Regions from separate parts of the Mus musculus genome. Here region 1 is linked to region 2. Evidence: chromatin loops called from intact Hi-C (ENCODE). Cell type or tissue: heart. All regions are shown on one strand. Links, peaks and the distances in the headings refer to the core of each region. The heading gives the core; the rest is flanking DNA.

The links. Peaks named below come from ENCODE experiments on the same cell type or tissue, not always from the same donor. Only the 100,000 strongest peaks of a DNase experiment are listed, where the experiment ranks them.
Region 1: it touches region 2 in a loop (2.4-fold over the local background); 3 of 42 quality-filtered maps call a loop at or near these places.

What each region holds. Positions count from the first base shown.
Region 1 is chr15:85,714,687-85,731,013 of GRCm38, reverse strand. Gm46529 (a long non-coding RNA gene) reads right to left here and starts at 7,164. Exons shown (of 3, transcript XR_001781735.2): 1 at 6,984-7,164; 2 at 4,149-4,246; 3 at 3,468-3,673. In heart, for the core only: no CTCF peak of the experiment used is centred there; DNase peaks (open chromatin) are centred at 5,973, 6,563 and 10,473; H3K27ac peaks cover 1,425 bases; H3K27me3 peaks cover 317 bases.
Region 2 is chr15:85,307,247-85,323,573 of GRCm38, reverse strand. It overlaps Gm34337 (a long non-coding RNA gene), which reads left to right and starts at 10,640. Exons shown (of 3, transcript XR_384301.4): 1 at 10,640-10,825; 2 at 10,937-11,095; 3 at 11,961-12,449. In heart, for the core only: a CTCF peak has its summit at 7,726 (motif pointing left); a DNase peak (open chromatin) is centred at 7,773; H3K27me3 peaks cover 4,012 bases.

The DNA.
Region 1 (16,327 bases), core at 2,828-10,827, 410 kb before region 2:
TGGTATTGGACTTAACTCCTACAGGAGTCTTCCCATCTAGATAGCAGGGCTGTTGTGGCTTTCCCAGGATCCCTGTGGGAGAATGAAGAAGGTGCTTGTATGACCCCTTTGAAAGACAGGTCATATTGTGATGACCACTAGCCTGAGAGTTGTGCCAAGAGGTACCTCCCCTCCTCTAGAAAGCTGCTGCTTCTTCTTCTTCTTCTTCTTCTTCTTCTTCTTCTTCTTCTTCTTCTTCTTCTTCTTCTTCTTCTTCTTCTTCTTCTTCTTCTTCCTCCTCTTCTTCTTCTTCCTCCTCTTCTTCCTCTTCTTCCTCTTCTTCCTCTTCTTCCTCTTCTTCCTCTTCTTCCTCTTCTTCCTCTTCTTCTTCTTCTTGTTTTTTGAGACAGGGTTTCTCTGTGTAGCCCTGGCTGTCCTGGAACTCACTCTGTAGACCAGGCTGGCCTCGAACTCAGATATCCACCTGCCTCTGCCTCCCAAGTGCTGGGATTAAAGGCGTGCGCCACCACTGCCCTCTAGAAAGCTTCTTGGCTTCCATCTCGTGGCTGAAGCTGGTCTCCATTCCAGGCCCTCCTTCCACATAGTTAGCTCAGCCTCCCTGCCCCCCCCCCAATCTGGCAGCTTCTGGTTGCCCTATTCTGGCTACCATTCAGCATAGCTCTCCCTCCTGCAGACGCTATAGCTGCATGCCTCCTCCCACTCCTCTCCCCTCCACTCTCTTCCTCTTTACAGAGGAGTCTCTCTTGTCCAGAGCAGCCTGCAGGCCCCAGGCTCCATAGCACTCTGCAGAAGGGTCTTCTGGCCCTGTAGCACATCTGCAGAGCTCAGGAAGAGCTGCCTTTGAAGATAAGACCAGCTGGGTGGCCTTGGGTTTTAACCAAAATGTGGAATTGCACTATGCCCACACCTGGTTCCCTAGAAGGGGATGGGTCATGTTCAACGAAGCTTTTGTCTTTTTCTTTTTCTCCTCAGCAAACTGGAGGGAAAAGATGTATTGAAGAGTTTCAGCTTTTATTGTTGTTTTAAAGAAATATGACTTTTCCCCTCTGAGTATCTTTTATAAAATGTTATTGTTGTAAATCCCCCTTTGTTTTGCTTTGGTTTGGTTTTGTGAGGCTGAGTTTCTCTGTGTAGAGCTACACAGGGTTGTCCTGAAACTTGCTCTCTAGACCAGACTAACCTCAAATTCAAAGATCCACCTGCCCCTGACTCCTGAATGATGGGATTAAAGGTATGCACCTTCACCACCAGGCTGGAAATACCCTTTCTTAATGAAAATTCCCTATCTAACACGCTGGTGTTATCAGGAAGGGATGCGTTTGCTCTGACTTGGCCTCACCGAGAGCTAACAACCCCATGATGAGTCTCCAAGTGGGTTAAATCCCAGGCCCCTGCTGCCGCCTGCCACCTCTGGCCTGAATGGCCGGTTTACTAATCCACACTAGGTAAGCTGCAAAGACTTCTTGACATGGTTCTGGCCTTTGCGTGCCCAGCCCTCTCCCCCGCCTTTATTTGTGATATTTATTTTTCAAGTCAACACACTGGTTTATGTTGAGACTTGCACCGTGAAATACAAGATTCTATGCGAGGGCTTGATTCTGATCTTCCAGGAGGCCAAGGAGCAGGGTGTGGGCGGCACAGCCCGCAGGAGTTTTGCACACACATGGAGCTGTGGCACAAGACACTGGGCACCCTCCCAGTGCTCAGATTGGAGAGGCATGTTTCCCTCTGTTTGCGAGCCTCAGGAAGGATCCTAAGAGGGGCAGCTGGACCTAGAGAAGGAAACTTCGTTCCTCATGGTGTGAGAAGCATTCCATGTCCCTGGAAAATGCCTGGGGCAGTGAGGGACATGGGGCCAGCCTTTCCCCAACCATGGGAAAGACAGATTTGCTCTAAGTAAAAAGTGGTTACCTGGCTGGAGAACGGCCTGGGACCTGGAGCCCCCATCTCCACATTCCCTGGGAGGAAGTGCCAGAATGAACTGGCGTCTCTGTCAAGTATTAGCGCTAAGTTTTACTTCTAAAACTACTCTAAACCTACGTGGCGGTGCTAAGAAGACCACCAAGGGCTGAGCTGCTGCTTTCAGAGAGTGATTTCCATCTTCCTGCCCAGCAACCACAGTGCTGACAGGCAGCAAGCTGGGCTCTGGGTTCTACCCAGTTGCTGAACCACATGTTGATACTCCCTCATTATCTTGGGCTATGCTGTTCTAGGCTGGCCATGCACTGTCTAGCCTAATTACTGTCCCTGGCACTTGCCACCATAGACCCCTGATACCTTGGGGAAAACTCAGCCTATTCATTCCTGGGTCATTTCCTGGCTCCTTCTCTCATCAGATAGGGAAGAGCTTGCCTTCACTAGCTGTGTGGCCTTGGCACCCAGGAGGCTCCCACAGAAGACCGACTTTCGGTTTTTCTTGCTGATGGAGGGTGCCGGCCACATGCTCTCATACCTGGAAGCAAGACCCAGCTCTGTAGCCTCACAGACCAGAGGTATGGCTACAGAAATCATCCTGCTAGGACACAGAGAGTCTTGGAATGTAGGCAAAGGGGCTGGGGCTTAATCTTACAAGCAATGGGGAGCCAAGAGAGATGCCAGGCAACCACAGACTCAAACACCAGGACTTACCTATCTGCTTGTCCTAACCTGTCCCAGGCCCAGGAGAAGGAGCAGAGGTCAGTACGCAGAGAAGGCACACTCAAGGAATATTGGAACTATGCTACTGAGCTGGACAGAGCTGAGCGTGGTCTCAACCCCAAGACAGAGGTGTGAGCAGTTACAGAAGGTTCTCCTAACTGACACAGAAAAGCAGCTATCTTGTCAAGGGTTGCTGGGGGGGCGGGGCAGGGGTTGAAATTAACAGAAGGCAGGCAGGTCCAAGTGCTAAAATTCATCCACGAGTGTGCTGCTGCCTACAGAAGTGACTTAAATGACCTTTGGGGGTTTGAATTCCAAGCTCATTAGCCCTTCCCAGGCCGGTCCGGGAAAGTGCAAGCGAAATTAGAAAGAAAACAACGATGGAAAACCAGGTAGTTTGTTCAGAGCGGGGACTTTGCTTCGCCCTATATATAGAAGTGATTCCTGAATAGATCTGTTTCCGTGTAGTGTGTGTGTGTGTGTCCCTGTGGGTATGGCTGCAAGTATATGTGGGCAAGCCAGAGGACAACCCTGGGTATTGTACGTCAGGGATTATCCATTTTTTCCTGTTGAGACAGAGTCTCCCTCTAGTCTAGAACTTGTCAAGCAGGCCAGGCTGCACAGCTGGCCAGTGAGTTCCAGGAATCCCCCTGTCTCTACCTCCCCAGCACTGGGATTCTAAGGTGCATTACCATGCCTGGCCTGGGTGGGTTGTGGGGCTTGAACTCAGCCCTCATGCTTACAGGGCTTCATTGACTGACCTATTGCTCTATACTTGCTTACACTTATAAAAGCGTATTTTACATTTTCAAATATTATGGTGTGTGTGCGTGTGTGTGTGTGTGTGGTGGGGTTTATACACCATGGCACACATGTGAAGAGCAGAGGGAAACTTGTGTTAGTTGGAACACGTGGGCTCCAAGCGTCAAGGGTCAAGGTCAGGTGCAAGCCGCCTTACCTGCTGAGCCATCTCTCCAGCTCCTCGCTTGTACTTCACTTAATAAGAGCAAATCTGTTTCTCCCTGTCTGCCATACACTGCGGAGGAAAAGCACAATGATATAACAAGCGTGTGTTAGAAAGTCTGGACAGGGGCTGGAGAGATGGCTCAGCGGCTAAGAGACTGCTCTTCCGAAGGTCCTGAGTTCAAATCCCAGCAACCACATGGTGGCTCACAACCATCCATAACAAGATCTGACACCCTCTTCTGGTGCGTCTGAGGACAACTACAATGTATACTACACATTAGTCACCTGCCTGCAGCTGCCTACCCACCTAGCACTCCCTGGACAAGACAGTCCTCTGCAGGATTTTTGAAAAAAGCTTAGTTTTTTTTATTTTATTTTATTTTATTTTACTTCTATTTTTATTATTTCATTTTTGGTTTTTTGAGACAGGGTTTCTCTGTATAGCCCTGGCTGTCCTGGAACTCACTTTGTAGACCAACAGACACCATGATCGTGGCAACTCTTATACAGGAAAACATATACAGCCCCAATTGGGGCTGACTTACAGTTCAGAAGTATGGTCCATTATTGACACAGTGTGAAGCATGGCAGCATGCAGGCAGACATGGAGCTGGAGGGGTAGCTGAGAGCCCTACATCTGGATCTGTAGGCAGCAGGAAAAGAGAGTGACACTGGGCTTGGCTTGAGCATCTGAAACCTCAAAGCCCACAGCCCAGTGACACCCTTCCTCCAGGAAGGGCACACACTTTCAATAATGCCACTCCCTGAGTCTATGGGTGGGTGGGGGGCATTTTCATCCAAACCTTCACAGAAGCTGAGATATACCATGTGCTGGGCCTAAGTGTGGTCATCTCTCTATCACGGTTAAGATATGGTCTCTGATAAGTGTCTGGAAGCCGATGCTCAATCAGCTGCTCTTGGGTTGAGACCGAGTCTTGCTCTACAGGCCTGGCTGACTCTTGTCCCAGCTTCCCATGCACTGCTATGGGCATACACCGCTATGCCTGGCTTCTGTCTGGTGGTTCTTCCTCGAGGTACCTTGGGTGTAGTTTTGGGTGTGTACTTCCCAGCACTCCTCTGTGCTTTTGAGCCAGTCTTTGCTGGGGTTCCATGAGACTGAATGAAGCTCCTTCTAAGAATGATTTCTGTTTGCTTGCACAGCTACCACCCCAGGTCATTTGAAACCAAATCTATGTCTTGAACTCCGCTGGGCCACCCAGAGATAAAACTCAGGCTGCCAAGCCTTCCAGGCCACAGACTTTATGATTGAGTGTCTATTTTTTTCCTTTCCTTTTTCTTCCTTTGGGTGCTAAGGAAGTCTTCTTTCTAGGTTGCTAGAGGAAGTTGAGCTGAGAGCCAGGTTTCCTTGCTCCACTTTTACCTGAAAGTGAGGCATTGGACGCCTGCTGGTGGAGGGGCACCTCCTAACCTGACCTCTGTCTGCTCACGGACTCTCCACTCTACTGCCAAAGCCTGGCTTTCTCCAGCCTCGCCCGATGCCTCAAAGCAGAGGGCTCTGACATCCTCTGGGTCTTTCTCCTCGATGGGACCTGGGTTCCTCTTCATCCTGCCATCTTTTCCTGGCTTTCAACAGAATTTTGAAGACTGTTTCATTCACAGTGTACACCTTCTCACTTCCCAGAGCAGGAGTAGATGAGGAACCTGGCTTGCTGCATGCTGTTACAGCACACGCACCTGGATGTTTAATCTTAGTGTGTGTGTGTGTGTGTGTGTGTGTGTGTGTGGTGTGGTGTGTGTGAATGTGTATGCACACATATACATGCAGATGTGCATACATTCATGGTGACCCTTCTTTTCCCACACCCCACCCCACCAGCCCTGGGGTTACAGTCTTAAGCAGCCACACCCAACTTCTGTCTGGATGTTGAGAGTTCCAAATTCAAGCCTCATGCTAGCCATCCCACAGTCTCTGGAGCCCTTATTTAAGTTGAGAACATCACTGACTCCATGTGCCGGCTACTAGGCAACTGGAGATGGAAATGCACTCGTACCAGTGGGCCATGACTTCCCTCGTACAGGAAGGTCATCACCAGGCAGAGATTTCGACTACAGTGCTGAAGGTTGTCACCATCCCAGAGCTAACCCTCCAGCTTCACTGCCCAGAGTGGCAACCGATGAAAACTCAAGGTGCTGTAAGAAGGCTCTGGGAGAGCCTTCTGCAGCTGCTCCTCCACCTGCTCCCAGCAGTGGGAGTTGAGGTAGAGAGGCTGAAAGTGTGGCCCTGCTCATGAGTCCCCATGCTCCCTCCTGGGCTCTGTGACCTTGGCCTCCAGGCAGTCTGTCCCCAGCTGTAAGACGAGAGGCCAGGCTGGCTGATCAAGAACGCCCCTGCCAGTGCCCCTGCCAGTTTGGGATTCTGCGTAGTATCTGGAGGTGTGACTGTGACAGGTCCCAGAGGGAGAGTGCCAAGGAGGCGTGCCCTGACTGGGGGAAAGGAGGCAACCACATGACCTTCCAGACAGAACCTTGTAGAGAATTATGTTCAGTGTCTCATGCTCTGTGCTTTCCCCAGGCCTAGAATTAGCCCAGAGCCCACGGCCCTGGGGAATTGACTTGTTTCAGTGAATCCAGCAAGGCCAGACCTGGCCAGCTGAAGGTCACCACCCAAGCCCATCCTGGGGCAGGGACAATCTCTTTGTGCTCCTACCCTGTGCATGGCTGGTCACCCCAGTTCCTCCCGGCCACTGTCCCATGCTCTTGCTTTGATCTGAACAGCGGCAGATCCTGCTGGGAGCAGGAAGGGAGAAGGGCGAGGGGAGCTTGCTCTGGCACATTGACAAAGAGCAAGATTCAAAGCCTGACTCCCGTGCATGCTGGGCTTCTCAGTCCGGGATGGGGGATGCTCAGTCCCCAGGCTGAGAGACATGAAGGCCAGAGCTGCACCTCTTTGCCTGGTCACCCCTGCCTTCTTTGGGAGGAAGCCCAACACGTTGGCCAGCTAGGACAGACCTCTTCAAGGTCCCCAAGAACCCTCTAAACTGGGTGAGCCCCATGGGGGTTTTCTCAGAGTCTGGAAGAGCTCCAGGCTCCAGGAGGGAGGCCCATCTGCCTGGGCTAGGCTCTCTCTCCTTTAATCCACTTGTTCTAAAGCTGAAAGCTAACTCTAGGGTGACTTTGGCTTGTGGCTTTACCTCCTTGGGACTTGTTTTATTTCTGGCCCCGTAGAGGGGCTTCAGGAAGGCAGAGGTGATGGGTAAGCATGGAGAGTTTCCCTCCACCCTGTGACCCTTTCTGCTCATGCCCCACCTGACTGATGCCATAGGCTGTCAGGCTCTCACATAGCCCCTTCCCTCTCCATACCCCTGTGCTGTGGCAGCCTGCAGTCCTGAGCAGAGTCCTGTGACCCAGCCTTGTCTCACCTCTCTCCAGGCACTGGACTTGAGTTGCTCACTTTTGGACTTCTCCCTGCTCACTTTTCCTTCTGCAGGGCATCTCGGGTGCTCACTTTTGCTTTTCCTTTAATGGCTCACATCTCGGGCATTAACTCCTCCAAGAAGGCCTCCTTGATCTCCCCTCCCAATGTTGATGTACTGTGGTGTCTGCGTCTTAGCTGTCTTTCTCACTGGACTAGGAACTCCTTGGGAATTAGAATTTCATCTGAGATTAATGATTAAAAACAAATAAAATGAACCAGTCGGTGGTGGCACACTCCTTTAATCCCAGCACTCCAGAGGCAGAGGCAGATGGATTTCTTTTGAGTTTGACTCCCCCCCTGGTCTACAGAGCTAGTTCCAGGACAGCCAGGGCTATGCAGAGAAACACTGCCTCAATAACAATAATTGCTATTATTATTATTATTATTATTATTATTATTATTATTATTATTATTATTATTATTATTATTACATTGTGATGCCCATGGATGCTAGAATAGGTAGGTGAAAATTTAATCCAATATTTACGGTCTCAAAGTATCTGCTCTCAAGGACCAAGGACACATAGTAACAAATTGTAGCAAAACAGAGACTACAAAAGGAAACAGCAACTTTGAAGAGCATCCAGCTGACTCCACACTTCTCCAGGGGATTCTGGCTTGGGGCACACGGATAAGAACACAAATTCCTGTGGCCCTCCTGCTAGGGAGGAGGGAGCTTGGATCTTATCATGGCAGACATCCTATCAAATCAGTGGGTTGTGTTCCTCAAGGTCACCGGTGGCTGGGAATAACCACACATGTGAGCAGATAAAAAAGAAAAGTATGTGTGTACATGTATGTGTGAGCATGTATTCCTGCCTTTATGTGAACATCCGGGCTTGTCTGTGAGCGCCTGTCTAAGTGGACACATCTGTGCATGCTTGTGTTTGAACATGTGCACACACTTACGCTTTTTATTTGCTCGCTCATCATTGGGAGCACTGGAGTCAGCTGGGAGCGGCAGCTGTCCAGAGCTTAGACCAGTGACCCACTGTCTCCTCATATCCAGGAAGGCCTCAAGACCTTGAACTCTACAAAGCCAAGGTCAGCAGGGGCAGCAGCTTTGGACTATGTAGACAGCAGCTTTGATGGCGGCCTTCCCTGGTGCCTATTTGCCAATTTCTCCCGCTCCACAGCAAGCCATGTCTTCCTATTGAAGGTCACCCCAAAAGGCAGCTGAGAGATCCCTGTAGTTGCCTTCTCTCCCAGCTGGTGCCCCAGTAAATGGTAGGGGCACAGCCTGCCCTAGACCTTCTATTTAAGGCTCCACAGAAATTTGAAAAGCTGTCCATTTCTCCAGCCTTTGCTTCATGAAGGGAACAAAGATAGAATTGTAACAGCTTACAGGAAAGGGCCACAAAGAATTTATTTCTTCCTTTCCTGATTTGAACCTGTGGGGGCTGCCTGGGAATTCAGACATAGCTTCTAAAAGTGGGGCAGGCAGTATACAGAGCACTCTGGGGTGTCTAGTTTGCCCTACATTGTTCACACTTGGCCCTGGAGCAATCTTAACCTCTCCCTTCCCCACATCAGGATCTCCAGCCCTCCTACTCTGGGATCCATACTGGTGCTCCTGGCATCTGCAATCCTCTACTGTCACTCTCCCTCTCTTCTTCTGTGTCCTTCCATCCTTAAGAACAAGCTCCCTTCGGCTGTATCCCACTGAGGCTGACACCCGGAAGTGCTTACCTCTGCTGTCCAAACCACTCCAGCGCCCTTGTTACCTCTTCTGTGAGGGGGCAAGAGGGTGCTGCACCCACGGGACAGGCCACTGAGCTTTGCATGTAGATCTCCGAAGTAGCTACCTAGCAAGGCTCTGTGCCCCATCTTTTCAGCCCCTGGATGGTGCCCCCCTCTGCTGAGGGACATAGAGTCCTGTGCCCCAGATGTAGCTTATGCTACCGGTTCCAGTGTTTGGGAGGAGAATTATTGTTCATACTCGCAGAGAGATTTCATCTCTCCAGCAGCCATGGTCTTAGATTCTAGAAGACTCTACCTCTTGATTTAAAAAGAGAGGACTGGCTTCAGTAAGGGCTGGCACCAAGACAACCGGGAGCCAGGTTTGGCCCCTGGGTTGAGGGACTGAGGGGCAAAAGGACTCCATATCTGGCATACTTATAGTCATGGACCCTGAAGTCCCTTAAGTGCTCTCCAGGTGGCAGTGATGGGGACAGAGAAGAACTGTGGAGCAGGGACACATCTGGGGCACAGGACTCTATGCCCCTCAGCAGAGGGGGGCACCATCCAGGGGCTGAAAAGATGGGGCACAGAGCCAAGGACTTCAGGTCCAGGGCAGAGTATGAAGCTAGGCAAGGGCCCATGGAGGAGATTTAACCACAGGGGCCATTCTGTAGATGTTCACAGGATTCACAAAGCCAGAGGCAGGGGCAGGGGGAGGAAGGGAGAGACAGAGACAGAGACAGAGAGAGACAGAAAGGAGAGAGAAAGGGAGAGTGAGAGGAAGAGAGAAAGAGAAAGGGAGAGAGAGAATTGAAAGGATGTGGCCAGGAGGTCTTGGGTTTTAGACAGTTGAGATAAAGGTTGTAGGGGAGGGGTTCAGAGTCCTGAGGTTGATAGACAGGTGGTCCTACATCTCAGGCAGGGATCACGTCTAGCAAAAGTGATGCCAGGAGGGTAATGCCTGGCTCAAACCAGATGAGAACTGGAATAGAGAGAACTCAGCCCTATGTTCAGGACTGGTAAGAACAAACACCTTTAATCTCCATGCTGGTTCTAAGGCATGGTACAATAATCTCTGTTCTGAAGATGAAAATCTGAGACTCAGAGGCCAATGAGTTAGGATAGGGACTGGACTCTCCCTGTGTCCTGGCTAAGATGGAGCAGAGACAGCAGAGGGGTAGACAGGGAACAGGTAAACAGGGAGACAGAGAAGTCCTGGTTAGGCAAAAGTCTTGGCCTTGAGCCTTAAAGTAACCTCTAGGATTTTCACCCTGAACAGAGGGTGAGAACAGAGATCTGGGGTGAAGAGACTTGCAGGGTCCAACTATGGGAAAAGGTACAGGGGCAGAAGCCAAGCTGGTGCTCACAGAGGCCCCAGGGACCCTCTTTGGCATTAGGGCTCATGTGACCTGGACTCATGTGACCATACTGCCTATGGGGCAGGGAGCCTGAACTGATTGCTAAGTGAGAATCATGCCTTCCCAATGACCAAGCAATTGGACAATTGGCTAGCTCCCCGCAGCTGCCCTGTAAGACCAGCTGCAATACAAAGAGCAAAGACAGGAGGTGGCTCGAAACATGCTGGCCACTTGTCCCTTGACCCACAGCCACCTTGGACAGCTGCCAGAAATCTGTGAAGCCCCAGTCTCTCGGTGATTCCAGATTCCACCAGATGCCCCCAGCCTAGGGGCTGGTGTATCACGGGACTGGATCACTCAAGGGTGAGAAGAAAGCAGAGCCCGTTCATCCCCATCCAGAATGCTACAGGGGAAAGAGCTCAACCTAGGAGCTGAAGACCTGGCTGCCAGCCTTGGTTGCCTGGCCATGGTATGACCTTGGACTGGTCTTTGGACTCTTGGGGCCATGTCACACAGACAGAGGGAGGAGGCCCTTCCACCCTAGTGGCTCCCGGGACACCCATGCTTATCACGCCATGCTCCCTGCTATTGCTTACATCCAGCATCCCCAGAGAACCAAGGGGAAGTGTTAGCCAGTGCTGCAAGGCTGAGGGCCAGCATCTAGCCCTAGGATGCTTACATCCATGGCTGGGCCAGGATAATGTTGTGTAGCCCAGTATGGCTTTCTACTCCTAAGGCTTCCACATGCCGAAGCCCCCTCCCAGATGTGGCAAACAGATGGGTGGTATCATGGCGCTCACTGCCTAGAAGGCAGGGCACATAGATAGGCTTAATGGCCATCTCAGCAGAATCTGGCCAGAAGGTTTCATAGAACACTGGATCCCTGCACAGGGTTCCATAGGTATCCCGATGACCAAAAAACCAGCATGAGGACACGCAATCGTACTGCCTACTGGGGCCTGGGGTCTGTTTCCTGCTGCCAGTCCTGCAGATCAGGACTAACACAGGCAAATGTAGATGCTGGCCATGAGCTGGGAGTCCATATTAAACATAGTTCTCTGTCCCTGCAGTCAGATCTACTGGTAGACCCTACCCTGACATCAGGATATCAAGGCTCTATTCTAACCCTCACTCCTGACCCCAACACAAGACCCTGACAAATGTTCCCAAGAGCCCTTGGCCTAGCCACAGCTTGTAAATGAAGGGGTACTAGGAAAAAAGGGCCCTGCAGAGCCCAGCCAGCCCCTGCGTACTCCAGGCACATGACTCCCTGTGCCTGTTTCCCCAGATCGGCTCCACAGACAGTATAGACAGGATCCACAGTCAATATAAACAGGATCCACAGTATCATGTTTACTAAGTCACTTCCAGGCCCAGTACACTGCAGGACCCTGGCCTCAGCCATATTCACAGGATCCCATCAGTGGGGGTGGATGGGTTAACTGATGCCAGGTCATGCTGACCCAAGGGTAACAAAGTCCTTGATGTGCTCTGAAGACTGGAAACTGGCACCAGTTCCAGAGGAGGGGGCTTGGGGCCAAGGTGACAAGCTCTATGGAGCTTTGGTGTGCCTGCAGTATTGGCTCTTCACAGCAGCCCGCACCTCAGAAGGAGGCCCACTGGACTTCCTAACTCAAGAGCTGCTCATATATATCACATACCCTGCTCTGAGAGCAGGGCCTCTGAGAAGATATGTTATCTGTATGCAAATTTGTGGCGTGGAGCTTCTGCAATGGCCTGGCACTGGTCCTCCTCAGAAGGGAGGGGATGGTTCCTCCTCGGAGTTTATGACCCTGAATCTCCACAGGTGTGTAGCCCTGATTGCAAACAGCACGTGGAACTTGGCCACTGAGAACCTGCTCGTATCCCCTGTCCCACCGCACCAACTTGAGCTTGCCACCCGGAAAGCCAGTGGGGACTCCAAGGGGAGGAAGTACCCATGGAACACAGCCACCCAGGTCCATGGTCAGTATCTCTGCCTGAGCAGAGGGGTAGGGATGGGTAATAACACTCCAGAGTGGTCCCACATGGCCACCTAAAAATAGCAGGTCATTACCAGAAGGTTAAGCAGTTGGGGGTCCAGCTACCGATACCTGTCTTGAGCCCAGTCCCATTCACATCTAGGTTCCAACAGGGGATAGATAGCTTGACTAAGGCCGGTTTTCAAGATGCCGCCCAGGGCTGTTAGGGAGAAGGATGAAGGATGGAGGCCAGAGAGAAAGGATCGCATCCCAGTGGGTGGGCGAGGGTGGTGGTGGTCAAAATGTCTCCCATCAAGAAGAGGGACAAGCGGAGGGAGGAGTCTGTTAGAAGGAAGAGCGGGGTGTGGGGAGGTGAGAGAAGCTGATGATCAATCGTGCCAGAGCACCCTGAGGAAGGCTTAGTCAGGGAAGCATGAGATGTGGCCAAGGCCTGGCGGGACAGGGGACAGAGCAGCCTCAATCCCTCTATCCATCCCGTGTGTCCTTGTTACCCATCTATACAGGAGTGTGAGGTATACAGTGTCTCTGCCCTCCCTCAGACCTTTGCTACTTCTGTGCCCACTGTCCCCTTCACAAGACATGCCTCTCTTCTTCTCCACGAACTCCTATTCATCCTTTAGAGCCTAGGCTAAGATTTACCTCACTTGCCTGGGCTCGCTGAGTCTCAGCTCTATGCTAAGTGGGTGCTAGGGGATAGGAGTAGGGAAGATGGCGTTAAAGAGGAGCTCCAACCAGGCCCTATTGCAGGCACCTCCTCCACAGCATGAGTCTCCTTGGCTCTTGCCACCTATGTCCTTGTGATTCTCACTGCCCAAACAGGACTCCTCTGAGACTGCATGGCACATGACACACTGGATCCACTCAGAAGGTGGCAAAGGGAGCTCTGGAACAGAGAGGGACACTCAGTGCCAGGTTCTGGCCTCTCTGGGGTGGTGGCCAGTGCATATGGTTGCACTCTCACCCTGCGGGTTACAGACAGGTCTCCTGTCTGTGACTGGCTCCCCTCTGTCCCAGTAACTCCCAAGCCTCCTAGTGGCAGGACTTGTGGGCATCTGGGTAGAAGAGCTGGGGCAGAGAGGAGGAGAGAGATGGAGTCTGGGAGGCTCCCTGGAGATGAGAAGTCACTCAGGGCAGGTGGCGGCAAAGCCAGGGTTTATGTAATACACAGCCACAAGTGCTTTTTTTTTAAAGATATATTTATTTATTTATTATATGTAAGTACACTGTAGCTGACTTCAGACACACCAGAAGAGGGCGGCAGACCTCATTATGGGTGGTTGTGAGCCACCATGTGGTTGCTGAGATTTGAACTCAGGACCTTCGGAAGAGCAGTCGGCGCTCTTAACCACTGAGCCATCTCGCCAACCCCACAAGTGCTTTTGATGGGTGCCTTGCAGGCTGTAGACCTTAGGAAGGTCTGGCCTCCTTTACAATGCATCCCCTGCCACCCCACAGCACCCCAACATTCTCATCCTTAAGCTGGGAGTTAACATCAGGATGTGGAAACAGATGCAATATCGGAGAGCTCCCAGACAGCCAGGCGATTCGTGTTCACAAAGGCTGAGAGTGGAGGCCGGGAAAAGCTGACCAGAGGAGGGCCTGGTGTGAGCTGAGACTATACACTTGTGGTCCCCTGTGGCAGGGAAGGCTGGAGGGAGAGTGTCACACTGGCACCAGGAGTGAGCACACCAGTGATAGGAGAGGTTGAGCTTTGGCACGAACAGGCCAGCAGGTTCCCCTCAGTGGGACATGGGCCAGTCAGGTTACACAAGGTGCCAGGATTTCCTCCTATCTGTGTCACAAGGCTGTCCCTGAATTGCCTCCCTTCCCTACCACAACATCTTTGCCGGTCCAGAGCTTTGGAGCCTCCCTTGGGGCCTAGTGACCCTCTCGGAGATCACTGTCCCTGATCACTGGCTTCTCTGTCTTGATATCCTCATCTGGGAAGCGCAGGTGAGAGCCAACCTCTACCTCTGTACTGGGGCCACCTCCCACCCACCACCATAGTGGGTGTCAACCTTCCTAATGCTGCAACCCTTAATACAGTAGTTAGTTCTTCATGCTGTGGTGACCCCCAACCATAAAATTATCATCGTGGACTATCTTATTATCTTACCTGTAACTTTGCTACTGTCATGAATCATAATGTAAAGATCTGTCTTTTCCAGTGGTCCCGTGAAAGGGTCGTTCAGCCCCCAAAGGGGTCATGACCCAGAGGTTGAGAACCACTGCATTGCTGAGACCAGTGGTCCGCAGGGTCCCCCCACCTTTCTCTTACTGTTTCACCTCCTGCTGAGTGTGACCTTGAGTCACATGACCTGTAGACAGCCTAAACCTGGTAGCACCCTCCACTTTGCGTGACAGCCCTCCTGGGGACATCCCTCTCAGTAGGGGCTGGTACATGGAAGAGTAAGGGAGAAGATAGGGATGGTTGGAGAGGTTAAACAGGCTTTCTTTGGGGCAATGGCTAGTTCTCTCAAACTAGGGAAGAGTAGGGATGTCTGTTTATGGATGGGGAAACTCAGAAAGGCAGAACACTGTGGTGAGCTGGGGTGGAGTTCTGACTCCCGTGACCCTGCAGAAGTGATGTGGAGGCAGGGGTTCATGTGGGTTGGAAGAGGACGCCACACCTGGAGACCTCACAGGAACCATTAGGTCTCCCCATCTACAGAGAGGAGGCGGCTAAGGACAGCACCCAAACTGCCTGCCTTTTACTATGGGCCTATTAGCGAGTGCAGGGCGCCACCTGGTGGACAGGACAAAAACTGCCTAGATTGGAGTGGCAAATTAAAAAGGTTACCAGTATGTGCCGGTTAGGTTTTTGACAACGTGTCACAGTCATCTGGGAAGAAGGAACCTCAATTAAGAAAATACCTCCATCAGACTGGCCTATAGGCAATTCTTTAGAGCATTTTTTAAAAATTAACGATTAATGTAGGAGGTCCCAGCCCACGACTAATAATGCCACTCCTAGACATTGGAAACGTGGGCTAAGCAAACCGTGGAGAGCAAACCAGTAGGCAGCAATCCTTCACGACCTATGCTTCAGCTCCTGCCTCCAGGTTTCTGACCTGGCCTCCCTGTTATCTGGAAGTATAAGATGAAAGAAACTCTTCCCTCCCCAAGTTGATTTTGATCATGGTTTTGACCACAGCAATAAATAGAAAGCAAGCCAAGCCTGTGCCTTTTTGTTACAGCCTGCAGAAGGTCTGGGAGCTCTCCGACCCCACCTAGGCTCACGATGTAACTCCCCCACCCCCAGCTTCTGCTTGGCTGAGTGTCCAGGCTACAGTGTCTTGGGGATAAAAGAGGCCACTGGCTCAGCCTTACAAGGCCCACAGGCCCCTGTCTCTGTCTCTCATAGTCTTTCTCCCAGTTCTGACCAAACTACAGCTGAGAAAACCCACTATTCCCAGAACACTTAGCAAAGCCAATCAGGACCAGGGACAGATGGGCTACACCTGGGCCTCACACTCGGAAGCCAGACTTCTACATCCCCCAAAGTCCCAGGTACAGGGAGACAGGGCAGCACTGATGATCAAGGGGCCTTGCCTGAATCTGGAAATGGCAAGTACTTCAGCTCTGTGTCTGGAGTCCCTGCCTTGTTCTGCCTTGGGGCCTAACTTAGGGCACTGAGTGGCACCTGGCTCTGAGCATGCACCCGGGTGCCCTTCCTTCTGCTACTCCTGAGCCTCCTCAAGGCTGGATCCCCACAGGACAGGCCACCACCCAGGGCTGGGCAGCCTGAGACTCTCCCTAGATGGCCATGTACAGGGGAAGGGATGGGGGCTGCAACTCCCCTGAGCAGCCACGGCTTCTCACTGGTGGACCACTATCTGCTGTGCTTCGGGGGGGGGTCCACTTTGGTTTGAGGACAGGGCCTGCAACCTCTCAAGACTCTCTGCCCACTTGAGACTTCTGCTGACTAAAGCCCCTGACATAGCTTCTGCTCTGTGGGAGCATGAGGGTACCAAATCAGCTTCCCCCTATACAGACCTTGTCAGAGCCTCCAGTGGCTCACTACTGCATGACTCCAAGAGAGGGCATGTGGAGGGGGGAGCAGAGCTGTACACCTTAGAAAAGTCTTCCCGGGCTGGTGTGATGGCTCAGCAGTTACGAGCACTGAGTGCTCTTCCATAGGTCCTGAGTTCAAATCTCAGCAACCACATGGTGGCTCACAACTATCCATAACGAGATCTGACGCCCTCTTCTGGAGTGTCTGAAGACAACTACAGTGTCTACATATAATAAATAAGTAAATAAACAAG
Region 2 (16,327 bases), core at 3,371-11,370:
CACATAATGTATATGAACATAAAACAAATCTTTTGAAAAGAGAGAAAGGATCCTGGTTCGTACTGTCAGAGAGTGTTCAACACAGGAGGGCTGGACACAGCCAAAGACAGCAGATCACTTTGGCCACTTGCCTTCCTTGTCAGCAAGTGACCTTCCTTTGATCTAGATAACTGTGGAGTTTGAGGAAACAGACTGAGAGAGAGCACTGAATATTCCTCAGTGGCCAAAGGACAGCGATAGTGTGAGGTCATCAGCGTGTTGGGGCCCAGGCAGGACTCCACTCCTGCCACATGACCACTGATTTTGTGAGACTACTATCAGTTCTCATGGTGTCTTCTCCTCTCTCCACATTCTCTCTCCCCCTCGTAGTCTCTGTCTCAGACCCCAAGCCTGGGAACTGAAACTCTGCCTATCTTCTTGCCCAGCTATAGGCGTAGGCATCTTTATTCACCAATCAGGGATAACTTTGAATGAGGTCACGTAGCATCACTTGGGTCTATGTGAGGATTTTCTCAAGCAGGGCCAGTATTCAGCATTGCGACATATAGCAACAGACCAAACCTCAACACTTTAATTCATCACCTAACCCTGAGAGCCTTGTTCCTCACTTGGTAAGAATGGCTGCTACAACATGGGCAAATGCATAGCCCTGGCATTGGTGGAAATGTCTCCTATTGAATTGGGGGGGGGGGGAGACAGGTAAGGGCAGAGTGCCCTGTTCCTGCTGAGGATCCTGTTGATGGCCTTATTGGGGCCACTCTGCTCCAAATTCTCAGTCTCTGGTCTCTGCTTCCCGTTGGTGGCGCTTACACCCTCTGCAGTTATTTAAGTGGTAATTGTTTACTGTCTGTCTGTCTTTCTGTCTTTTTTTAAAGATTTATTTATTTATTATATGTACATACACTGTGGCTGTCTTCAGAACCCAGAAGAGGGCATCAGATCCCATTACAGATGGTTGTGAGCCACCATGTGGTTGCTGGGATTTGAACTCAGGACCTCCAGAAGAGCAGTCAATGCTCTTAACCACTGAGCCATCTCTCCAGCCCACTGTCTGTCTTTCTAAAATGTAAGATGGTTGACACTTCTTCCATCTGATGACCATACATATAGTCTGAGATCTGACTGGGGTTACAAGATAAGAGTGAAGCTTAAAAACAAAAATCAAAAGAGATTCAGCACCAAGAAATAGATCAGGGCCTGGGAGATGCTAAGTAGTGAACACCCGGCGCCCTTGCAGAGCATGGTTAATCTCCACTGTCAACTTGACAAATTTAGAATCGCCATGTGTGCTGGCTAGTTTTCTGTCAACTTGACACGCAAGCTATAGCCATCTGCGAGGAGGGAATCTCAGTTAAGATAATGTCTCCATAAGATCAGGCTGTAGGCAGACAAGCCTGAAAGGCATTTTCATAATTAGCGGTTAGTGGGGGAGGGCACGGCTCATTATGGGTGGTGCCATAGAGGTGGTCCTGGATTCCATAAAAAAAATGTCGGGCTGAGGGCTGGAGAGATGGCTCAGAAGTTAAGGCTGCTCTTCTAGAGGTCCTGAGTTCAAGTCCCAGAAACCACATGGTAGCTCACAACCATCTGTAATGGGATCCGATGCCCTCTTCTGGTGTGTCTGAAGACAGTGACTGTGCTCATATACATAAATTAAATAAATAAATCTTTTTTTTAATGGAGAAGGAAAGAAAGGAAAGAAGGAAGGAAGGAAGGAAGGAAGGGAGGGAGGGAGGGAGGGAGGGAGGAAGGAAGGAAGGAAGGAAGGAAGGAAGGAAGGAAGGAAGGAAGGAAGGGAGAAATCTGGCTGAGCAAGCCATAAAAAGCAAGCCAGTAAGCAGCACTCTTCCATAGCCTCTGCCTCTGCATCTGCCTCTGGGCTCCTGCCTGCATGAGTTCCCGCCCTCACTGCTTCCGATGAGCCATTATATGGAACACTGAGTGAAATAAACCTCTTCTTCCCCAAGTTGCTTTTGGTTGGACTGTTTCATCTCAGCAATAGTGATCCCAACTAAGACCCCATAGAAACACACCTCTGGGTATCGCTGTGAGAATGTTTCCAGAGAGGTTTAGCTGTGAATGTTACTGGAGGTGGCCAGCAACATCCCATTGGCTAGACCCTTACACTGAATAAAAAGAGAGATGAGCAGAGTACCAGCATTCATTTCTCTCGAGTTCCTGACTGTGGATGTGACTGTGATGTGAGCAGCTGCTTCCTTCTCCCGCTGCCCTGCCTCTCCTGCCGTGGTAGACTGTGTCCCCTCAAACTATAACAGACACAAACCCTTCCTCCCCTAACTTGCCCCTTTTCAGCTGTTTTGTCCTATCAACGAGAAAAGTAACTAGTACCCTGCGATAGACGTGCCATCCAGCACAATGCCTGGCTCTGAAAGTCAAGAGCACACTTAGAGCACAATGCTTGGTAGGCATGGTGGCTCACATCTTTAATCCCAGGACTCAGAAGGCACAGGCAGGCAGACCTCTGAGTTCGAGGCCAGCCTGGTCTACAAATTGAATTCCAGGAAAGCCAGGGCGACACAGAGAAATTCTGTCTCGAAAAGCCAAAAACCAAAACCAACACACACCACAAACGATCTGTGGATGTCAGGCAAGTCCCTCCATTATCACAGAACCTCAGCCTCAGACATGTCATCTGCAAGATGGGGATGTGGGGTGTGTGTGTGTGTGTATGTATGTGTTTGTGTGTGTGTTTGTGTGTGTGTATGTATGTGTGTGTATGTGTGTGTGTGTGTTTGTGTGTGTGTATGTATGTGTGTGTATGTGTGTGTATATGTGTATATGTGTGTGTGTGTGTGATATGTGTGTGATGTGTGTGTGTGTGTGTGTGTGTGTGTGTGTGTGTGTGTGTGTGATGGGATACCTCATGGAGTGTGTCCATAGGATGTGCACTCCTAGGTAGAAACAGTCAGGGACTCTGTACCTGCCCAACCAGGATTCCCCCACCATGAACTAGAAGACAGAGCCACTTGGGAGGAGACGTTGCAGGTTAGAGAAAGATTCAGGGAGAGGATGCTGTGGAGCCAGCAGCCGACTCTGGGTATCATGTGTGTGGGCTGTCTCCCATGGGTGCATGGAGGCTGGCAAGGGGGTGAAGGAGACAGGTGCTGTGAAATCCCTGCCTCAGCCTGGGGAGCAAAACAGGAAGCACAAGGGCCAAGCAGTTGGGAGCACTGGCAAGAGAAGGCTGACACGATGCCCTGGTTGGAAGGTCCGGAGGAGGAGGCGGCAGCGGCGAGCCATAGGAGCCAATGCCATGGGAAAATCCAAGAAGCTGGGATCAGGATGAGGTCAAGGGACTGGCCAGCCGGAGGCGTGAGAGGCCTGGCAGGCTTGGAAGCTGTGGTCAGGGAGTGGGATCTCAGAGAAGAGTTGGAAATCTCTGGTGATGACAGGGCCAGGCAGCGGGCAGCCACAGTGCAGTGGAGGTGAAGGTCAGGCAGGGAGGTGTGGGAAGGGTGCACAGATCTGCAGCCCCCTCTGCAGGCCTTAGGGAGGGCAGGGTGACTCACAGATGGCTTCTCACCCTCCCTCTGTCCTTTGATGTCCTGCTGTCTTACTGATGAGTAAACCATGTTTTTCACTACAAGACCTTTCTCAAACACAACTTATTTTTATACTGGGCCCGTTCCTTTCTAACCTTCTCATTCATCTACTTCCCAATGCCCATTTTTCATTTTTTGTTTTTTGGGTTTTTTTTTTTTGTTGTTGTTGTTGTTGTTTTTCGAGACAGGGTTTCTCTGTGTAGCCCTGGCTGTCCTGGAACTCACTTTGTAGACCAGGCTGGCTTCGAACTCAGAAATCCGCCTGCCTCTACCGCCCGAGTGCTGAGATTAAAGGCGTGCGCCACCATGCCTGGCAGCCAATGGCCAATTTTTATGTCACTCACTCTTCTTTGCTGGCCTTGCTCCCACCATCTGGTCAATCATGAATTCTAGTGAATTATTTTGCCCATAACAGTATCTTCTTTCTCCTTCCCACCCACCTCCAGTGCCTATGCACACTGGTTCAGTGCTCACCACTGAACTGGCTCCAGCCTATGTCCACGCCATTCCTAAACATTCAAAGGGGAAATCTGCCTCCAGGAAGTGACATCACACACCTAACCAGAGAAGGTAAAGAAACATTTGATTGACAGAAGTCACCCGAACAGGCTGGCAGGACCCCTCAGAGCAAACAGAAGCACACAGTTCTGCAGTCACACACAAATGGTTTCCAGCCTGGCTCTGCCACTCATAGAGGGTAGGGTGGGGAGGGGTAGGGAGCCTGGGAAAGTCATATCTCTCAGCATCAATTAAGCAAAGAAAACAGTACCTAATGGGTCATTAGCAATACTGGTTGAAATTAGCCATTGTTACTATGCCTGGCATACAATACAGCAGATGCTATAGCCATTCTTATCTGTAAGAGATGTACCATGCCCCCCCCCAGCAAATGTTTGAGGCCACAATCAGTACCAACCCTCCATTCCATACTATCCTTCTATATGTGTGTGTCTATCTACATATATAATATACATGTACCTTTGATAAAGCTTATAATACGGTAAGGAATTACCAACAATAAAATTTTTTTAAAAAATCAAGTATGATGGCATGTGCCTGTAATACCAGTACTGAGGATGCGGAGGCAGGAGGATTGCCACAGTGTGAGTCCAGTGTATCTATGTAGTGAGTTCCACAATAACCAGAACTATGCAGCAAGGCCCTGCTTTGACAAAAAAAAAAAAAGAAAAAAAAAAAAAAAGAACAAATTACAACAATTTGCTATAATAAAATTATGTAATTATGAACTTTCTCACAAAATATGTTATTATACTATATCAATCTACATACAGTTGCTATGCTGTGAGATGATACAATGCCTATATCAGAAGACAGAGTGACAATGACTTAGGCATTAGCATGGTGCTGGACCATATCTACAGGCTACTCTAACAGGCATTGTGAAAGGGAAGGGGCTGCTAGGATAACAGAGAAGCCTTCTGAGGAACTAAGGGAAAGGTAACACATAGAGTGTGGATACATTGTATACCATACAGCACAGATACACTGTATACCATACAGCACAGATACACTGTATACCATACAGCACAGATACACTGTATACCATACAGCACAGATACACTGTATACCAGGATGATTCCCTTAGCAGGCTGCCCAGAGTTGAGTGGTAACAAGTCATCACGCTATTTGACATGTTGTGCAATTTAAAACTCAGTAATTGTTTGTTTCTGGAATTCTCCACTTAATACTTTCAGGCCCTTGACTTTGGGCCAATGAAACCTCAGAAGGCAACACTGAGCATCCCTGCTTGCTCTGCTCTAGTCAAATAGGTCCCCACCGAGCCTTCCCCACAGGGCAACAGGTGGGGGAGGAGGCTCTGAGCTGGAGCCAAACCAGTCTTGAGTTGTTCCTGGGACTCAGTTTCTCACTTGTCAAATGGTACTGACATCTGCTTTGCCTGCTACAAGGCTGTCGGGAGAAGAAATAAACTACTTCTTCCTCTTCTTCTTCTTCTTCTTCCTCTTCTTCTTCTTCTTCCTCTTCTTCTTCTTCTTCTTCTTCTTCTTCTTCTTCTTCTTCTTCTTCTTCTTCTTCTTCTTCTTCTGTTTTTCAAGACAGGGTTTCTCTCTATAGCCCTGGCTGTCCTGAAACTCACTTTGTAGACCAGGCTGGCCTCGAACTCAGAAATCCGCCTGCCTCTGCCTCCGGTGTGCTGGGATTAAAGGTGTGCGCCACCACCGTCCGGCAGAAATAAACTTCTTAAAAGGCTCCATGGATGAGGAGATTCACTCTTGGGGAAAGTTAATATACACCATCTCTTTCTCTTTCCCTACAATTTCCACGATAACCAGTGTGATTTCCTCTTTGTCTCCTTCTCCCTCCTCCCCTATCCTTCCTTATCTCTCTTTTCTCCATCCCTCCCTACTCCTTCTCCTTCTCTTCCCCCTCATCTTCCCCCTCCTCTTCCTCTCCTCTTTCCCCTCCTCTCCCTCCTCTCCCTCCTCCTCCTCTTCCTCCTCCTCCTCTTCCTCCTCCTCCTCTTCCTCCTCTTCCTCCTCTTCCTTCTCCTCCTCTTCCTCTTTCTTCTCCTCCTCTCCCTCCTCCTCTTCTCCTTCCTAAGACAGATTCTCATTATGCAGCCCAAGCAGTCTGGAACTTGGGGTCCCCTGCCTCTGGGATTACAGATATGCACCACCCTGTCTGTCTGTCCCAGCTTCTTACAACAAATATCCTGCCCACGTGGAACCTCCAAGCTGGGCTCGAGGAGCAAACTCTCCCTCAGAGGCTGCCTCACTCCTGCCATTCAGCCCATCCAAGTGGCTGAGCAGGGCCCCACCTTCAAGCACTGGCATCTTTGCCTGGAGCACTGCCCAATCCTGTGTCCCAGGCACATCCCTGACAGGCCCTGTCTGGCTTTAAGAGGTACAGATGGACAGTGGTCAGTGTCCCCCTCAGTGGGAGGGGGAGGGGCAGACACGTTCTGTGACGTGTTTGCCATGAGGCTAGTGTTTCATATGTTAGCCACTGTCATTACCACAGGTTTCCCCACCCCACTGCCACCAACTACATGGTCATCTCTGTCCTCTGCCACCTTAGGAGAGTGACATGACTCAGTGGCCTTGTCTAGACTCCCCCAAGGATGAACGCCAGCCCAGAATGACTATCCCCATCTTCGGGTGCTTTCCAACTTGGTTTTTCATTGTTTCTCTTTTCACACGCATAGCCAACACCACACAGACAGCACCCCAGATAAACAATGTTAAGTAATTGATGGGTTGCCCCTCCTCGTCCCCCCTTGAGACTTCTGGGAGAGATGTTTGTACATGACCCGGGATGAACGGAAGCAGACTGGATGGGGAGGGGATTGGAGTCCCCAGCTACTCCCCTAGAGCCAAGAGGCCTTTGCTCCACACTGGCGTCTCTTGTCTCTGCCTCCAAGCGACAGTGCACGCCTTGCCCTGCACCAGAGTGTCCTGTGTCTTTCCCCTGTGCCCCGACAAAGCCTGTGCCACGACAAAGCCTGTGCCACAGTGTAAATCGACACTGCCCCCCAGCCTCTCCAGGCAGCTCCTGCACCCAGTCTGACTTTATCATCTTGGGCATTACAACACCTTGTTTCTTTTATGGTCACAGCCACTCTAGTTTTGAATATTTTCTTATCTCTGTCATCTGTTTACTTTGCTCTGTTCAATGACATTTAGCCAAAACATTTTGCACTCTGCTGTCTTCAGGGAATACAGAGGTTGCAGAGACTCGGGGTGTCAACCTAGAAGGCATGACAGACCAAGGCAGGCAGGCAGAGGTGGTTGGCAGGTACCACACCTGGAGATCAGGAGCTGAGACACTTTTTTTTTCCCTGTGGCAGGGACACAAGGAGGCCACAAGAGCCCAGAGCAGCACCAGGCCTCCTCTTCTGTCTCAGAGGCTCAGAGTGGGTCCTTTCTAAGGAATGCTAGGTGTTTTCTACCTCGGAGGTAGCATCATTGTAAAGTGAACATGTTACAGGGAAAGGGGTCCCCCAAAGAAGGGAAAACCTGCTGGGGAGACCAAGCAGGGAAGACAGACAGAAGCATGACTGTCTGCAATGGAGAATTCCGAAATGTGCTGGAGGCAGCTCAAAATAAAAATAAAAATAAAAATAAACTACCAATCTGAAGAAAGCTACACACTGCCCGGAGCACAACAAGCAGCCATTGGAGGCCACAGAGTGCCACCTGGTGGCCATCAGGGGAAATGCTTTGTGTAGGTCTCTGGGTCCACGTCAAGTCCCAGACACTGGTTGGAAGTCTCTAGGGTCCATCGAGAAGTGGAGAGAGAGGGGGCGGGGAGGTGGAGGGGAGGGAGAAGGGGAGAGGAGGGGGAGGGGGAGAGGGAGAGGGAGAGGGAGTTCTGCCCCATAATTCTCTGTGGATTTTCTCCCTCTGCCAGCCCCCAGACCACCACCACACACACCCCTTTCTCTACTCCTAGCAGAGATTCACAGCCATCCGAAAGCCCAGCTCTCAGCTCCGGATTGTGCTGGCGGTAGTGCTCACAGAGAAAAGATTCTAGTTCGAGCTAACCACAAAAGTCTGGGCTAGGAATGTCTCCCTGCTCCTTCTCAAAGTCGGCTTCTCTTCTGTGGTATCCCGTTTGTTTTTGCGCCGACTTCTGTTTTTCATGCAGCCCCTAAGAAGGGCTTTCTCATTCCTTGGCAAACACGGCTAAGTGTCCCTGCCTCCTCATTCTTTAGGGTGGGATCTCTAAACCAGGCCAATTTTACCCTGGACAACCCTTGACAATGTCTGAAGAAGACCTTCTGGGCCGTCACACCTGGTGGAGGGAAGCCGCTGCTGACCCCTAGTGAGAAGAAGCAGGTGATTCAATGTCAAGGCCCACACACCAGCCGTGCCAAGGTCACCAGGGAGAATCCTAGCTGTCTCAGGAACCAGGACCCTTCTAGAAATCTGCTTCCTTAGTCTGTTATAGGACCACAGTACCATATCTGTCTACCTACAGCTCTGACTGCAGTTTTGACTCAGCAGCTACCTGGCTATCCTGGGCTTCTTACGGTCAATCCATCCTCCCTCGGTGTTTCTGGGCAAAGAACTTGGGTCCAGTTAAGAGACACACATCACACCGCAAAACCAGTATCATCCTTTACACGTACACATTTGTATTGAGCGGATTTGATTTTAAACGATGATTATTATATAACGTTCCCCCCCAGCTATCCCTTTTAACAAAGAAACGGTAAAGGCTTGCTAAAGCCCCGAGTAGCAGGCAGAACAAAGAGAAAAATACTCTTGTCAAGTCAAATATGAAAGGCCTAGCGCCCCTAATTATATCTTGGAAGGGATGCTTTGTCCTGGTGACACTCGGGCTGGCTTTGGGCCAGCTCAGGTTTCCCCCTTGAAGATTTTTAGGAAGTTTCATGATATGGAGACATTGTTGAAAAAAAACCCAACTGCTTAACTTCTGCTGAGCAATCTGCTGCAGAGATCAAACCGGCTCCTGCCACTTAGGCGGCTGAGAGCACCACTGGTTATCTCTGGCAAAACGAGCTTGCAATTTTAACCCCGGGCTGCTCAGAGAAGTCAGGCCACTCTGCCTGCTTTCCACCGGCTTTTTGTGTGTGATGTTTCCAAAGGGTCCCCAAGGAAGCTTGCTTCAGAGGTATGGACTGATTCCTGATAGCCGTCGTTCTGCATTCACATTGATTATTAAAGGAGTGAAAAATATTGTTTTTTTTCTTTTGTTACAAAGAAAGTGGTAAGAAAGGCAGCTCCCTCCCTCCCTCTTTCTATCTCTCCCTTATTCCCCCCTCTCTTCCTTCCCTCCTGCCACCTCTCTCTCTTCTGTCTGTGTGTGTCTGTCTGTCTGTCTGTCTGTCTCTTTCTCTCTCAGACAGAACCTTGCACCATACACTCTGCCACCAAGCTATATCCCCACCCCCAATTCAGTTCCAGACACAAAACTCTGAAGCAGCCCATGGGTTACTCTTGTCCTGTTGTAATTTCAAAATTTTAGTTTTTTATTTTGCTTTGTTTTGTAAGACAGGGTCTTACACAGCCCAGGTGGGCCTTGAAATCCCTTCGCAGTAGAGAGCAGCCCTGCCCTCCTGATCTTTCTATCTCTACCTTTCAAGTGCTGGGATAATAGTGTGCAGTATCACACCTTGGTCTCTACAGTGATGGGCTGGGGCCCAGAGTTCCCCACAGGCAGTAAAAGAGCTCCATCCACAGGCAAAGCATTTGACAACTTCAAAAGTTAATGGAAGTCATCTGACTGTCGCACAACACCCCAAGCCCCCGTGCCTCGTTCATTTGCTAAGGAAACGTTTGTATGTGGGGTCAAGGCGGTGGAGTCGACTGCCTGTTTCTGTGCAAAGTGTTCATTCCTGGGAAAGGAGTGTCTGGTGACTAGGAGTATATTATAAATCACATTTCTACTGAGACTGACAAAGCCCAAGCAAGAACCCTTGCCTTAGGGAACCTGTTCCGTGTGTCAGTTAGAATTCAGTCCCGCTAAAATGGGAACGAGCCCGTTCATGTCATGGGAGGCCTGGTTCCAGAGGGAAGGAAGGGCCTTCTCAGGAACCATCCGGGCAGACTCTGGGGTGACGCTGGGCAGTATGCAGACACCTCGAGATGGCCCCTGACCCTTTGTCATGCAGCCATTCCGTGTCTTTCTCAGGCCTGATGTGGAGATGCAGGGCTGCCATTGTGGCTCAGATTCACAACCAGGCTTGGCATCCGTTCCTTCGGGGAACAGGATTTTGGAATCATTGCACATGAGACAGAGAAGGAGCAGGGGCCAAGCTCAACCCCTGACCTCCACAATCCCGAGCCGTGCACTGAGTCCAGACAGGCTGTCTACTTGGGCACGAGTGAGTTTTCATTCTGCACCCTAGGACTCGATGATCCTGAAATGTCTACAGTTTTGAGAAGGTTCCTGCTGCAGTTCGCTGAAGGGCTAAGGAAGCAGCAGCTAGAAAGGAGACTATAAGTCTTAAAAATGTCATACTTTGGACCTAGGCCCCAAAATGCTGTGGTCCCTCTTTGCTGAGTCACGTGATCTCTACCCCAAGCCAAAAGGGAGCCCAGCCCTCTAGCCCTGTCCTTGTTAGGGCCCCAGTGACTGCTGGGCTATGTAGCTACCATGAAACGGTCGCCCTGACCCTTGACCAAATGCTTCGGCTCTCATCCGAAGGCCACAGCATCAGAAACCTTCACACCAAGTATGCTGGGTCCCACCCTGGACCTTTCCAGTTGTAGTCTCTGGGAGATGAGGCTAGCTTCTGCATCCAGCTGTTTTCCCAGGTGACCTGAGGAACACAGGGCAAGCAGCAGGAGGAGGGACTTCCTGAAAGTGTCTCCCTCTCCTGTAGCACCTTCCAGCAAGTAAGGAATGGGCTTTGTCACCCCACACAGGTTTCCTTCCTTCCCTGATGGCTACATGCTGGGCAAGCATCAACCTGACAACCCCCATCTCAGCAAGCTCACCCTGAGAGGGAACACAGTGGTTTCAATAATTCGTCCTGCTTGACAGACTGAGGGGAACACTGGATGGAGCCTAGAAGCCTTCCTCATGTGAGTGAGTTTCTATGGAGGCCCAGAAGACGTGCATCTGGAAGGGGGGCCAAAAACAAAAAGGTGGATGGGTGAATTGCCAACAGTTTCACTGGCTTCTGCTCTGCTTGATGTTGTGACACTAGTCATGGGTGCGACACTTTCAAGCAGCCGGGCAGGTAGGTGATAAGACCACGTGTAGAGGAGGAAGCCAGGGAACAGTGAAGTGAAGCAACCAGCTCAGGCCATACAGCAAGACAGACAGAGCTCCAGGTAGTTTTGACCAGCCCTCTTCATTACTCCAACTTGCTCCTCACTGGAGAAAAACCTAGGTGCCGTGATCATGGGTATGTTTTGGGTTTCATGGAAGAAGGCAGGTATGAGAAATGAGGCGTGTGAGGGTAGGGTGGTCTGGATCCAAGAGAGCCAGATGGAAGGGGAGGAGGTCCAACTGACCCAATGCTTGCTTCTCCATCACTGCCTATCTCTGCTGTGATCACCAGAGAAGAAAATGCCAACGCCTTGCAGCCTCCTGGTCTGGAATAACAGAAAGCTGGATACTTCTGGCTGTCACAACAGTTGGCTTCTGGGGAAGGGCCAGTCTCATCCCACATTGTCTGGGGACATGCAGAGATTCATGGTGGCTGGCAGCCCTTAAAGCCATCTTGATGCCCTAACGGCACCTGAAGCTGGCACCTCTCACTAGCTCCTCATAGGCCTCCTACACTGTTGCTATGACTCTAATCACGGGGAAAGACTCCTTTGAAACAGACATGCTCGTGGGCCGGCCCACGGGGCTTGCCTCCTATTCAAGCCTGTTTGTCGAACGTGAAGGAGTTTTATGTTTAATTCAAACTGTTTCTAATGCATTTTCTGTCCTCTACAGAAACCACAGCCGTCAATTAAAAAATGAAAAAAAAAAAAAAAAAAAAAAAAGCAAGCAAGAAAACCTGTGAAGCACACTTCTCTGGCCTGACTTACCATTTTCTTTGATCCATTAAAGATCCAAAAGCAAGCCCTTCTTCATCTCTGGAGTGCGAGGCAAGGAGGGAATAATTATCCATAAAGTGGTCTTCCAAGTGTTTGTTTTGTGATGAAAGAAAACTTTTGAGAGCCTGGAAGAAAGACAGAATATGTGAGTCTCTCCAGACGCCATCAGTAATAATATTAATGAATTAATGATTTACCCGAGTCTTATATGTCTATTTGCTTTGCTGCTCATAAGCATACATCGTTTCCATAGTAACCTTGACATCAGACCAAACTCCATCGCTCTGGGAACCAAAGGGCAGCTCTCAAGGAAAAGCATACAGTCTCGCTTGCTCTTTTCAGTGTTTGCCAATGGGAAAATGATAAATTGATATGTTCTAAAGGAGCCGTTTGTCTTTTTTCCCTTCCTTCCCATTACCACTGAGGCGTGACATTTGAAACGCCTACTGTATCAACATCTAATTCCTTCGCCTTCCTTCTCAATGTGCCTTTAGTCTTAGCCAAACACCACCATTCTCGCCGATGCTTTCATTTATTTATATATGTGTGTTTGCACACGCGCACACACCATCAGCTTCTTACCAACAAACAAAAATGTTGACTTATTTCCTTATCTGCTTTAAAAACTCCAGTAATCCCATTGCTCATGAACAGGGCTGTGTACTGCAGCCTTCATAAACGCTCTGACTGCTGGGTAATGATGATGGAAACCTCTGGATACACTGAGTTTTAAAAGGTCAAATATTCACAAAAGCTTAAATGTCAGTGAGTTTAAATTTCCTTACTACAAACACTTATAGAAGAATCTGGCCAGACAGAATCATATAGATATTTAGGAAAAGAATAAATACAGACGAAGACTCAGACCCAGCACGCATCCTTTCCTTGAGTTGCTGTAGGTTGTGAAAATATTCTTGTAGGCTGGAGAGATTGCCCAGTGGTTAAAAGCACTTTTCTGCTTTTGGAGAGGACCTAGGTTCAGTTCCAGCACCTGCATGGCTGCTCACAGTTGTCTGTAACTCCACTTCCAAGAGAGCAAGTGCTCTCTTGTGGCTCCTGTGGGTACCAAGCATACACATGGTATATGATTGGTACCCATGAAGACTAGAAGAGAGCATAGGATCTCCTGGAGCTAGTTACAAATGGTTGCAAGCTGTAAACTGAACCCAGGCCTTCTATAAGAGCAGTAATTGCTCTTATTCTCTGAGCCGCCTCTTCAAGCCCCAGAAGCAATCTTTCTTTGCAACAGGACTCCCCTTCTGCCTCTTCATTCCTTCTGCTCCCTCTTTCTTGATGTTCCTTGAGCCTTGGAGCAGGGTGGGGACACAGATGACTTATTTAGGGCCAAGCACTCTGCTTCACCTCTTTTCTCAGGACTACAATCTGTTATGAATCTCTCCATTAACCACGGCCTGCTGCAAAAACTAGCAGTGCTAGTCTGTAGCTATAAACGTGAATACTTAGAAGGCGGTTGGACCACATGTCCACTTAACAAAATAACAGTAGAGAGTTCCCCCCTAGGGCCTGTGATCTTCCCAGCTGCCAGGACTCATCCAGGTTTATAGTACCAGACATGTTCCTTCCTGTAGAGGGGACTTCAAATCCAATCAGACGGCAGTTGGCTACCCCCACTACATACACGCAACCATTTCACCAATAGTTACACTTAGCCAGGCCAGTCATTATCGTAGCTTGAAGGGCTGTAGCTGGGTAAGACTGATGATTCTTCTTTCAGTTCAGCTCCAGCCGGATTCTTCCATGTCCTGCTATCCTTTAAAGGACACAGCGACTTCAGCAGCAGAAACCAATATAGCTGGCTGGAGAGGGACAGTGTATGAGCAACTTGGCTGTCCATGCCTCAGATAACTTAACCAGACCTCCTGGCCACACAAGTAGATAAAGAAGCCACAGACTCCTAGGGCTGACCCCTGCCTGGGCTTCTGTGTCTTCTGGGAAAGACTATGCAGTCCAGGTGGCTTAGGCAGGGATGAGAATGCTAGAGACGACGGAAGAAACGCAATGCTCCTGGCTTAGCTGCTTGGTCTCTGGTGTGGCTAAACCATAGATGGTATCTCCATAATTCCACAGCCTCATCATGACACATGTAGATGGGAAACCCAGTCCTGTTCTATCAGCAAAGGCTACTACTGTCTTAGTTAGGGTTTACTGCTGTGAACAGACACCATGACCAAGGCAACTCTTATAAGGATAACATTTAATTGGGGCTGACTTACAGGTTCAGAGGTTTGGTCCAGTGTCATGAAGCCAGGATCATGGCAGTGTCCAGGCAAGTACAGTGCAGAAGAAACTGAGGGTTCTACATCTTCATTTGAAGGCTGCTAGCAGAAGACTAGCTTCCAGGCAACTAAGATGAGGGTCTTAAAGCCCATACCCACAGTGACACACCTACTCCAACAAGGCCACACTCACTTGAACAGGACCACACCTTCTAATAGTGCCACTCTCTGGGCCGAGCATATACAAACCATAATAGCTACTTAGGGTTCCTTGGCTTGTTAATAATTGCCGAGGCCTAGCTACAGAGCTTTCAAAACAAAAGCAATCCCAGGACAGCCAGAATTACATAGTGAGATTCTGACTTGAAAACAATAACAACAAAAACAAACTAACAAAGAAAAATAAAACAAGGTCTTAATCACATAGCCCTGGCTGGCCTGGAACTTTCTAGTGGACCAGGCTAGCTTTGAACTCAGAGATCTATCTGCCTCTGCCTCCTGGGTGCTGGGATTAAAAGTGTGCACCATACACTTGACTCCTACAGAGCTTTCTGAAGCATGCTGGGACCATAGCCAGGTTTCTTGCCACTTGGAAGGAATTCCAAAGTTGTTTGTTGCATGTTGCTCTTTTCTCAAGGTGTGTGTGTGGGGGAAATCTTATAAATTTTTTCTTACATAAACTCCCTGTGGGCTTTTGAGAAAGAGAGGCTCTAATTTCATAAACAACACAGATGGGATTAGAATTACAAATCTTGGATAGACATCCATCTGAGATTTCTCTTTAAAAGCACCGATGAGTGTTGTTTAATGACAGGCACACACGTGAGGAACTGCTTAGTTGGGTGACGTCACTGCTGTGTGATCACCACAGAGTACACGCCTGGTGTAGCATCTCCCACATACCCAAGAGTTGTGGGGCCACTGTGCTGTATGCAGTCTATCATTGGCTGACCCTAAAAACCATTCTGCAGTAACAAATAGTTGTATTTAAAGGTCCAAGAGCATAGGGGTACAAAGGGGGGTCTGACTTCAGACTTTGCTTCCAGTACCTTCTGATGCTGCTGCTGTGTGACTCTAGACTCCATGATGCTACCTCCTAGTGCCTCGGTTTCCTCACCAGCACAAAGGGTGATTGGAAAGATAGTAACTCAGAGGAGGCCACAGAGGCACACTTGCCTGCGGTAAGAACTGCATGTGGCTGCCAGCAGCCTGCATTATTCACTTTTCTGTTGCTGAGACAGAATATCCTAATTGCGCTTGACCCAGGGGAACTGGCAGAGTTAGGAGGCGTGGCCTTTTTGGAGTGGGTGTGGTCTTGTTGGAGGAAGTGCGTTACTGTGGGGGTGGGCTTTGATGTCCTATGCCCAAGCAACTGCGCAGTGAGGAAGAGAGCCTCCTGGCTGCCCGTGAAAAAGAGTCTGCTTCTCCCAGCCTTTGGATCAAGATATAGAACTCTGGGCTCCTTCTCTAGCACTAGGTCTGCCTGGACAGGGCCATGCTATCATGATGATAATGGACTGGACCTCTGAAACTGTAAGCCAGCCTTGATTAAATGTTGTCCTTTGTAAGAGTTGCTTTGGTCATGGTGTCTCTACATAGAAATGAAACCCTAAGACACTGACAAAACCAAACCAAACCAAACCAACCAACCAACCAAACAAACAAACCCAACAACCTTTAGGAGAGGAAGGATTTATTTTGGTTTATAGTTCCAGAGAGACTTCATGCTAGGGCAGGAAGCTGATTGGTCACCTTGCATCTGTACACAGGAAGCAGAGAGAAAGAACAGGAAGTGGAGTCAGCCTACCAAACCTCAAAGCCTACTCCAGTGCCATGCTTATTCCATCAAAGCTCCACCTCTTAAAGGTCCCACAAGGTTCTCAAACAGTACCACCAAATGGGAACCAAGTGTTCAATTACGGGAGCCTATAAGGCTCATTCCTCATTCCAGCCACAGCACAGTCACCTGGTACAAGCTGCACGTGATGGCTAGTAGCCCACACAGAGTACTGCTGTGTGGGGAAGC